3 separate regions of the Homo sapiens genome follow, and regions 2 and 3 are each linked to region 1. A link is a contact called in ENCODE Hi-C or POLR2A ChIA-PET data. All regions are on one chromosome and are shown on one strand. Each heading gives the region's core, a stretch centred on a gene start or an enhancer-like site at or near the end of the contact. The rest is flanking DNA. Distances are from core to core; before and after follow the strand shown.

The links. Hi-C counts contacts between places; a loop is a spot of excess contacts on that map. ChIA-PET counts read pairs that join two places held with the same protein, here RNA polymerase II (POLR2A). Pooled maps may share reads with other maps.
Region 2: a map of CD8-positive, alpha-beta T cell shows a loop between it and region 1 (7-fold over the local background). The contact joins the promoter of CEP350 here to the promoter of EDEM3 in region 1. A Hi-C loop is called at or near these places in 3 of 168 maps with a recorded cell type or tissue (CD8-positive, alpha-beta T cell and naive thymus-derived CD4-positive, alpha-beta T cell) and 10 of 50 pooled maps. POLR2A ChIA-PET finds 5 or more read pairs at or near these places in 1 of 52 experiments (CD4-positive, alpha-beta memory T cell).
Region 3: a loop to region 1 is called in a map of CD8-positive, alpha-beta T cell, with 13 times the contacts of the local background. The contact joins the promoter of XPR1 here to the promoter of EDEM3 in region 1. A Hi-C loop is called at or near these places in 2 of 168 maps with a recorded cell type or tissue (CD8-positive, alpha-beta T cell and naive thymus-derived CD4-positive, alpha-beta T cell) and 8 of 50 pooled maps.

Annotation. Positions count from the first base shown.
Region 1 is chr1:184,753,362-184,756,260 of GRCh38, reverse strand. It overlaps EDEM3 (ER degradation enhancing alpha-mannosidase like protein 3), which reads left to right and starts at 1,403. Exons shown (of 20, transcript NM_025191.4): 1 at 1,403-1,772. The coding sequence starts at 1,615. It overlaps LOC105371649 (a long non-coding RNA gene), which reads right to left and starts at 1,087. Exons shown (of 3, transcript XR_922357.4): 1 at 728-1,087. RefSeq lists enhancers at 1,150-1,249, 1,720-1,819.
Region 2 is chr1:179,953,332-179,956,230 of GRCh38, reverse strand. It overlaps CEP350 (centrosomal protein 350), which reads right to left and starts at 1,421. Exons shown (of 38, transcript NM_014810.5): 1 at 1,089-1,421. RefSeq lists a silencer at 987-1,436 and an enhancer at 1,224-1,725.
Region 3 is chr1:180,630,648-180,633,546 of GRCh38, reverse strand. XPR1 (xenotropic and polytropic retrovirus receptor 1) reads right to left here and starts at 1,525. Exons shown (of 15, transcript NM_004736.4): 1 at 1,277-1,525. The coding sequence starts at 1,345. RefSeq lists enhancers at 660-1,160, 1,161-1,661 and a silencer at 786-1,165.

The sequences.
Region 1 (2,899 bases), core at 154-2,653:
CATTTCTATTAGGGAGGTGGAAATGTGGGTCTAATGATCAGGACAGATATTGATTTAGAAATCAACCACAGAGATATGTTGGCTGAATCCTTATGAGAAGAAATCACCAAGGAATAATTAGAGTACAGAGAGAAAAAGGACAAAAAGAAAACCTTAAGGGAACACCTGTATTTTAATATAAAGTAGCGAGAGAATGAAGGAAAACGGGTCAGCCAGAGAAGAGGTAAGAGGTTAAGAGGTAAGAGGTAAGGTGATAAAAGTCAAGGAAGAAACGTTTCCAGAAAGACCGCCGAATACTGCTTAAAGGACACGTAAGTAATTTACTGTGGTCACAGAGATCACATCGAAGCTCCTAAACTCCGCACCTATTGAATGACCACACTAGAAAAACAATGTGGTTTTTCAAGAGGAACCGATGTGTCATTTTACCAATAGTTAACCTGGGACTCGGTCATCAAAATTCATTGCAAGTTCCAATCTCCTTCATTAAACCTTCTTTGCAGCCCACACAGCTCTCCTTACATTGAGCTTTTGAGGTAACTATTATTAATCATGTACGAGGACCCACGTGCTCCTTCATCCTTGTAGTACTGCGCGGTGGTTAAATGCAAGGGCTTCCGAATCAGAGGCTGGATGGATTCTAATACAGCAGTGTGACGAGCTCTTGTTAACCAACTTTTCTAAGCCTCTGTTTTCTCGTCTGCAAAAGGGGGATGGTGGTACTTACTCTATCAGAGTTGAGAAGAGTGCATGAGATGATTGCGAGTAAAAACCTTAGCGCAATGCCTTCAAAGGCTCAATTCATTTTGCTGTTACTGTGTTTTGGAATTTCCCTGAGGGTAGACGACTACTCCAACACTATTCCCTAACGCAGCAGCACTGACATGGGGACAGTGCGCCTCATTCAGCCAGCTCTCTGGGAAACAACTTTCTGAGGAAGAGAGATAAACAGCTGACGGGTTTCCCGGGACTCCGCAGCCCACCGAGACAGGGTTGACTGTAGGGCGCCGAGGAAAGGGGGAGGTGGGATCCCAGCAACCACTGGCGACCTCGGAGGACCGCAAGTCCCAGGGTGCAGCGCGCCTACCCCGGGTAGAAGCGAGAGACACGGCTCCGAGTCGGCTCGCGGGAGAGCCGGGGAAGAAGCAGTGCACACTGGGACTGGTAGTCCTCAGGGGGCAACTCCGCGGGTCGGAGGCGGGTCGAAGCGAGAGATCCCTTCCCAGTCCCGCCTTTTGTCCACGTCTCACTTCTCCTGGCCAATGCCCTCTCCAGTCGCCGGAGACAGCCCCTCTCCCATGAGGTCTCCATTGGTCCTGAGGCTCTACGGCTTCGGCCCTACCCGGAAGTAACGTTGGGGAGGCGGTTTCCTAGACTACGACACCGGAAAGCTGGGGGAGGCGCTCCGGGATACTGAGGGCGGAGGGCGGTGGCAGCGCTGGCGCTGGGGACCGGCTTGGTGGCTTCGGGAAACAGTTTGGCGCCGGCGGCCGTCCGTGTTACTCCGCATCCCGCCCCGTCTCGGCACGGCTAGCAGCCCCCTGGCCACCAGCGTCCAGCAATGTGTCTCACCGGCCGGGCGTAGCAGCTGCGCGTGCGCGGAACCGCGGGGCCATGAGCGAAGCCGGCGGCCGGGGCTGTGGGTCCCCGGTTCCCCAGCGAGCGCGATGGAGACTAGTGGCGGCGACGGCCGCGTTCTGCCTGGTGTCGGCCACCTCCGTGTGGACGGCGGGGGCCGAGCCCATGAGTAGGGAGGAGAAACAGAAGCTTGGGTAAGGGTGCTGGCAGCCTGGGGTGGGTTTCTCGGTGAGGCTGACAACAGGAGGGGTGCCTGTCATTGCGACCCGGTCGCGTAGTGGCCTCTCCTGTCGCGATTGGAACGGCTCTTCCCGCGCGAGAACCCTAGAGGGGTGGACAGGGTCCGGGGAGGTGGGAACCGCCGCCCGCGACCTGACCTCGGGGGAGCTGACGGGGTGTCGCCCTGGCCGCCGGTGACATGTGCAGGCTCCTTGAAGCCAGGCGCGGTGTGTCAACGCGGCTGCCATGTCAGTGGCCCAAGAAGGGGGCTACAGCCCGCATCGCTGCGCGCTGGAGTTCTGCGGTTGGCTGCCTGTCGACCGAAGCATGGTTAGCTTTCTCGCGCAAGTGAGCTTCCAACTGGGAAAATGTTGCTGATCTCACAGTAGTTAAGGAAATGATGTTTACACCTGTTACGGAAAAGGGGGCGTTCATTGGAACTTGAACTTTACACATTTTACTATTTCCTTGCAGTGTTTTCTTGCACTGTATTTTCATAATAGAATGTTTGGGGGGAAATTATTCAAAAGTCTCAAGTATACCTATTCAGTAGTTTTTATCCGTCTTGGAAGTGTGTTAAAATTATCAATTCTATTTACACCATTTAATTCAGAGTAATACATACACGAGGTCCTACACATGAATAAGAAAAAAGCGAAGAACCAGTAGGAAATGGGAGAAAGGCATGAACGGTTAAGCCAGAAGAGGAAATGGAAGTGGTAAATAAACATGAAAAGTTACTCAACCTCCATAAACGTAGGAGATGCAGATTAAAACGAGGAGCTAGCTGGTTTTTGCCCATCAGATTAGTAAATATAATACAAAACACAAGGATACGGTTCTGGTTAGTTAAGGAATAGAAAAAAAAGGCTTAGTGAGAGTGTAAATTGCTGTAACTTATTGGTAGTATCTACTAAAATTTAAATTGTGCACACTTTGATTCATCAGTTCTATTTCTGAGAATCTACCCTAAGAAAATAAAAGCACTCTTAATGCAGAGATAGATCCAGCCTGGGCAACAAGAGCGAAACTCTGTCTCGAAAAAAAAAAAAAAAAGTGCATTTTGAAAGAACAGCTCTTCCTTGGAGGAAATGGTTCAATA
Region 2 (2,899 bases), core at 172-2,671, 4.8 Mb after region 1:
AATAAAATTTGTCAATTTAGCACACCGAAACTAATTATTATACGCCCATGGCTTTGAAGCAACTTCCAGCATGGGTCTAACAATCCCTCAAAGTCACAATTCCATGTCATTAGCAGTGCATTTCCTTGTTTAAAAACAATATATTAAACGAAGAAATTTTCAGAATGGAGGGCAACTTTTAGTATTTTATCATTGTTTCTACAGAACTTTTCAGATTGTTACTAGCTCTGCCAAAGATAGTCTTTCTTTTAAAACTCTTCAAATACAGGGCAGGAGGTATCGTTAACATGGCAACAATAACGACTTCCCCAAATTCAAAACAAGGATCACCATCAAAACAAAACAATCAGGTGGAGTACATGGATATTGATCACTATTTCTGACAACCTGTTTTTTCCCATATGAAGGATTTGCTACTGCATTAAAACATTAAAATCTATGCCTATGTGCAACTTTCTATCTGAATATTTAAAATCCAGGCAAATTCCAATTCATATCTTGTGACATTAGCTAAATATTACTTAGCATGTTGAGCTGCATTTAAAAGGCAGAGGAAAATACTGACAACTTCCAAAACATAAAGCCTTTTAAATCTTTCCCCAAATTATCTGTGAATAAACTACCTTCAGCAGCCGCTAGACTAGAGTAGATCAAAGTTTTCCCTATACTTGAGAATGTGATCCCCACTGAAAAGGAACAGAAACTGATCATCCCTGCCACTGGAGCCAGTCCCCGGAATCTCCCCAAATACGCCTGATCGCCAGATGAAGAAGGGACACTTCTCCGGGCAGCAAAGGCTAGAGGTATCTTACCTCTGCAGGCTAGAGGAGGGGTGGAGGAGGCGGGAGGACACTGGCACGTAAGGAAGGAAATTCCGTCTTCAGCAGGCACTGGTGGGACCCGAAACCTAGGTCCCCGAAAAGCCTCAGAACCCAGGGAGGTTCCCCGAGGGGGACGCCAAGCAGGGCCAAGACTCTCCGCGCCCGGCCCCGCCTCTCTTGCCGCCACCGGGGACCCGGGACCGCGGACAGAGACAGTTGAGGCTGAGCGAGACTCCGCGGTCCCAGCCAGGTCCTACAGGAGCTCACCTGAGAGTGTCGCCTCCGCCCTCGGCTACCACGGTGCATCCCGCGGAGCCTGGCGGAGGGTGCAGTGACGCCGCCCCGACCGGCCCCAGGGCTGCCCGGCCTGGCCTCCCCGCTCCGGGGACGCACCGGGTGCCCTCCTCGCACCGGCTCCGGGGATCCGCCGGTCCGCTGGGAAGGAAGACAAGGCGGAAAGGCTGCCTCCCCTCCCTCAGGGCAAGCCACCCCCCGAGCTGCGGCTCCCTGCAGTTCTCTCTGGCGCAGGTCTGGCCCCGCTCCCCGGCCCGGGAGTCACTTCGTCAGGGGCGGCCCAGTCGCCATTACAGCCCAACAACTGACACGGAGGAGGAGCGGCGCCAGCGGCAGCGGCTGTGGCGGCGGCGCGAGGCAGGGCGGGAGCAGTCGGGCCCAGGCAAACCTCGCGAGAACTGTCCCGAGACAGTGCCACAGGCATGCCAACCTTCGGTTAGGGCCATGTTGAGTGTGGCCGAAAGGTGGGAGCGAAATAAAACAAGGAGCAGAACCGCGAAGAAGCCATGTTTGGTGCGTCGAAGTTTAAACTCGTAGGACTTGGGAGGAGCCAAGGTATATCCGCAGAAGAGACCACCCCTGCCCTTTCGCTTTGACGCTCATTGGGCCTTTTGGCTGCGCATTTCACCCCGGGCTGAGAAAACAAGCTGGGGATTCGACAAGAATGAACTCAAAGTCTGGAAACGGCAGCTTCTGAGAGTTTACAATGTTTCACCAACTGTCGTCCAAATAAGTCGTCACCCCTGTCAGAGTAGTTGCAGCTCTGCCGTTACCCACTGCTGTCACTGTGGCCGTTTTATTCGCGAGGGTTACAGTTCTGTTTAGCATGCATCTAATGACTTAAGACTCCACGCAAGTAAAACGGAGTTTCCTCCCATTAAGTATTGGCTTTGCTTTAACAGTGCTTTGAGAGGCTCTCTGTGGCCAACATATCTTCTCATATCTTTGTCCTCGTTTCCCAATCTCCGCGTGGTGAAATCATCTATCAAGACTTGGCTTAAAGGACCTCTCTTCTGCAAATAATGCCATCTTCCGCTAGGTGCTCACTGCACACAGACTCGCCGCCCACCACTTCTGTCCACCTTCTGAACTCCGATAGTTATTTACCCAGAGACTGTTTCTCATCTTTAAGTGTCGTGAAGACTTTAAGATCTGTTTTATCTCTCTATACCCCAAAATGGCCTAGCACAGTAACTAGGACATTGTAGGTGCTCAATAAATGTTTGTCGAATATCAATGACAGCAGGAGGCAGTAAATGGTCCCTCTTTGTAGGGCCTACAGCTGTGCCTGAGTAGGATGTACAGAAGTCCTGCATACGTGTGAAGTGTCTCCAGGAAGCTGCACTGGAGGGGACAGGAAATGTGGGTAATCGTATGGTGCAAGTGGTAGCAAAAAAGACAACATAAGGAAAATGTTATTTAGGTTTTGCCCAGTCTTGCTGTTTAAAGCCCTGTGTTAGATGCTTTTCATGCGCTATTTTACTGAATGTAAACAACCACCTTATTAAATATACTCACTTTTTTAAAACGAAGAAACACGTACTGGCCGGTCACAGTGGCTCACGCCTGTAATCTCAGCACTTTGCGGGGCCGAGGCGGGTGGATCACGAGGTCAGGAGTACAAGACCAGCCTGGCCAAGATGGTGAAACCCCGTCTCTACTAAAAATACAAAAATTAGCCGGGCGTGGTGGCGGGTGCCTGTAATCCCAGCTACTCGGGAGGCGGAGGCAGGAGTATCGCTTGAACCTGCGAGGCGGAGGTTGCAGTGAGCCGGGATCGCACC
Region 3 (2,899 bases), core at 276-2,775, 4.1 Mb after region 1:
CTACCTGCATCTCTTTCCCTGTCTTCTTCAATTATTACAATGGCTATATGAATAAATACACTCACTGCTATTGCCCAAACCTCCTATCACTAAACTTATATAAAAATTAAATGGAGAACTAAAATAGTTTAATTCATAAAATCTAGCTAAGTTATGTGTGTTCATATTGATTTTATATTCTTTGTTCCTGCACACAAAACAGATGTGAATTCCTGGAGGTTACAGATAAGTCTGTCTTTCTCTATCCAGGAGCTGAATTGCCAGCTACTGAGAATAACCTATTGCAATGCTTAAAGCCTCTTAGGTATCTTGTCTTCTGAACATATAAATGGGTTCATTATCTTTATTTTTCCCTTTATTAATGTAAGGTTCCTTATTATCTATTAAATACCTTCCAGCAGTGTTAGCACAGAAATTGGGAGGGAATGGGGAGCATGATTTCTGTAATACACAGGTAAGGTATATTGTTTACAATATACTAATTTTCTCCCCAGCTAGCAAAAACTTAGCAGAAAATAAAAAAATGTTAATAATTCTCTTCTCTCCTTTCTCTTCCCTCCATTCCAAAACAAGAGGCAAAAACAAAGATGTTATTACTCTGTAGACTTCATGCAATCAGTAAAAAGAGTCTTATTATCAAAGCAGAATAGTTGATTACAACGTGTTTACAAAAACTATAACCACTACATATGTGATACACACTTAAGTCAAGTTTCAACCCCGTTACAAAGCCTTTGTCAACAGTGGGCAAGTGGGAAAAAGCCGAAGGGCTCTTTGGAATGAAGGAAATCACTGGAGGGGCTTCTCTTGGAAGACAAGGATTCCTTGGTGAGAGGTGTAGAGAGAGAAACAAGACCTAACCTTGGCGAGGGGGCGCTCGCCCAGGGTGGGGACGAGAGGTCAGGGCGAGTGGGGAGAAGGGGATTAGCGCGGAACAGCCGCGACCCGGGGCTGCCCTCGCACCGTGACTCCCCCACCTGCAGCTCACCCTCCCACCGTTCCCCGGCCCCGGCCCCGGCCCGGGCAGCGCCTTTCCTCCCGGCCCTCCGCCTGCATATCCGTTACCCCGGCGGCAGCGGGGCTGCGGGGGAGGGGAAGGACAGCGGAGCCGGGAGGCGGCCGGCCGCGGCGGGGATGCCGCAGTGGCTCCCCGCGGCAGCGGGTCAAAGTCTGCCCGGGCACAGGGAGCCAGCTGAAGCGGAAGGCGGCGGTGGACGTCAGGACTGGCGAGATGGTGGCCCCTCCGAGTCCTCCCACACCCCAGCCGTGCCGGTACCTCATACTGGATGTATTGCTTCCTCCACTCGGGAGTGATGTGCGCGGAGAGGTGCTCGGCGAACTTCATCCTGCCGTTTCCCCCTCACTCCCACTCGGGTCCAGCAGCTACAGGCGGCGGCGGCAACAGCGACTCCGACTCCTCCCCACATGGGCCCCGGCGCGGCGCGGCGCTGCGCTTCTCTCCTCCTCCGCCGCCGCCGAGGTCTCTTCAGAGCAGCCCGCCCGCCATCTTCCTCCTCCTCTCCATAGCCCCGCCCCTCCCCGCCCTCTGGACGTCATCGCCATGGTAACCGCCTACACCGCCCTGACGAAGGGGGTGCTGTAAGGGGTGGGGCTTGGGTACGCTTCTTAAGACTCCGCCCCTTGTGGGCCGTACGTGCTGGAGGCACCTCCCTGGATCTCTTCAGTCTGGCTCCTGTTGGCCTACAGCTGCTTTCTACCGCCTGTCTGGGAAGCAGCAGTGTTGTTACTGCAGTTAATATTAATACTGTAGCAACAATAATCCACACAAGACGTTTATATTTACAAAGAACTGTGCAAATATTTTTCCATTTTGATATTTATGCTTCATAAAACCTTTAAGAAATGGATCAGCACTAATCCAAACTAAGAAGCTAAAACAGTTCAGGACTAAATGTATTTAAAGGAACAGTATTTTACACACTCTAGGTGCTCAATAAGTGCTTATTGAATTTAATTAAAGACATCAATGCCAAAAAGTGCATGCTGCTTCTGAATTTCAATGTAATTGTCTAGTCCAGGGGCTATCAGAAAAGCCAATAAAAACACCAAATGAGGGTACCGACCGCACTTGTAAACTGAGCTTCCTGGGGTTGGGGGTGAGGGTTGGGAGGGAAACCAACGTTGAGAGGAAAGAGAACCCCGTAGAAGTACAGCTCTAAGCCCACCCCAGTAAAACCGGAAACAGGCCCAGCACCCAGGCTGAAGTGTCCCTGGGGAACATGGGCAGAGATCACTCACAGAGCTCTGTACTACATTGAGTGTGGGAGTGATTGTCTTGGAAGTCCCAATTCAGGACAGAAACCCAGGTCCTACCCTGGGTGGAGGAGACCTAATAATAATTTATTGAGCACTCACTGTTCCTGTACCAAGTGCTATTCTAAACCTCTTACATGTACTTTGTCCCTTGATTCTAACATTTTTTTTTTTGGTCTCGCTTTGTTGCCCAGGCTGGAGTGCAGTCACACCATCATGGTTCACTGCAGCCTTACCTCACATAGGTTTGTGAGCCATCCTCCCACCTCAGCCCCCTGAGTAGCTGGGACTACAGGCACATGCCATTATGCCAAACTAATTTTTTTGTTTATTTTTGGGAGAGATGTGGGTCTTGCTATGTTGCCCAGGCTGGTCTTGAGCTCCTGAGCTAAAACAGTCCTCCCACCTAGGCCTCCTAAAGTGCTGGAATTACAGGCATGAGCCACCTTGCTCAGCCTAACCCTCACAATTTTGATGAGATTTCAAGATTTACTAGGGAACTGCTATGCCTGGAGCAGTGCTCTGAGATATCATTCTCTGCTGTTGTCTTTTTTTCTCCATGTACTTTTTTCCCCTTTCTCTTCCCCTTAATTCATGCCAATAGGGATTCTGCAATCATTTCCCC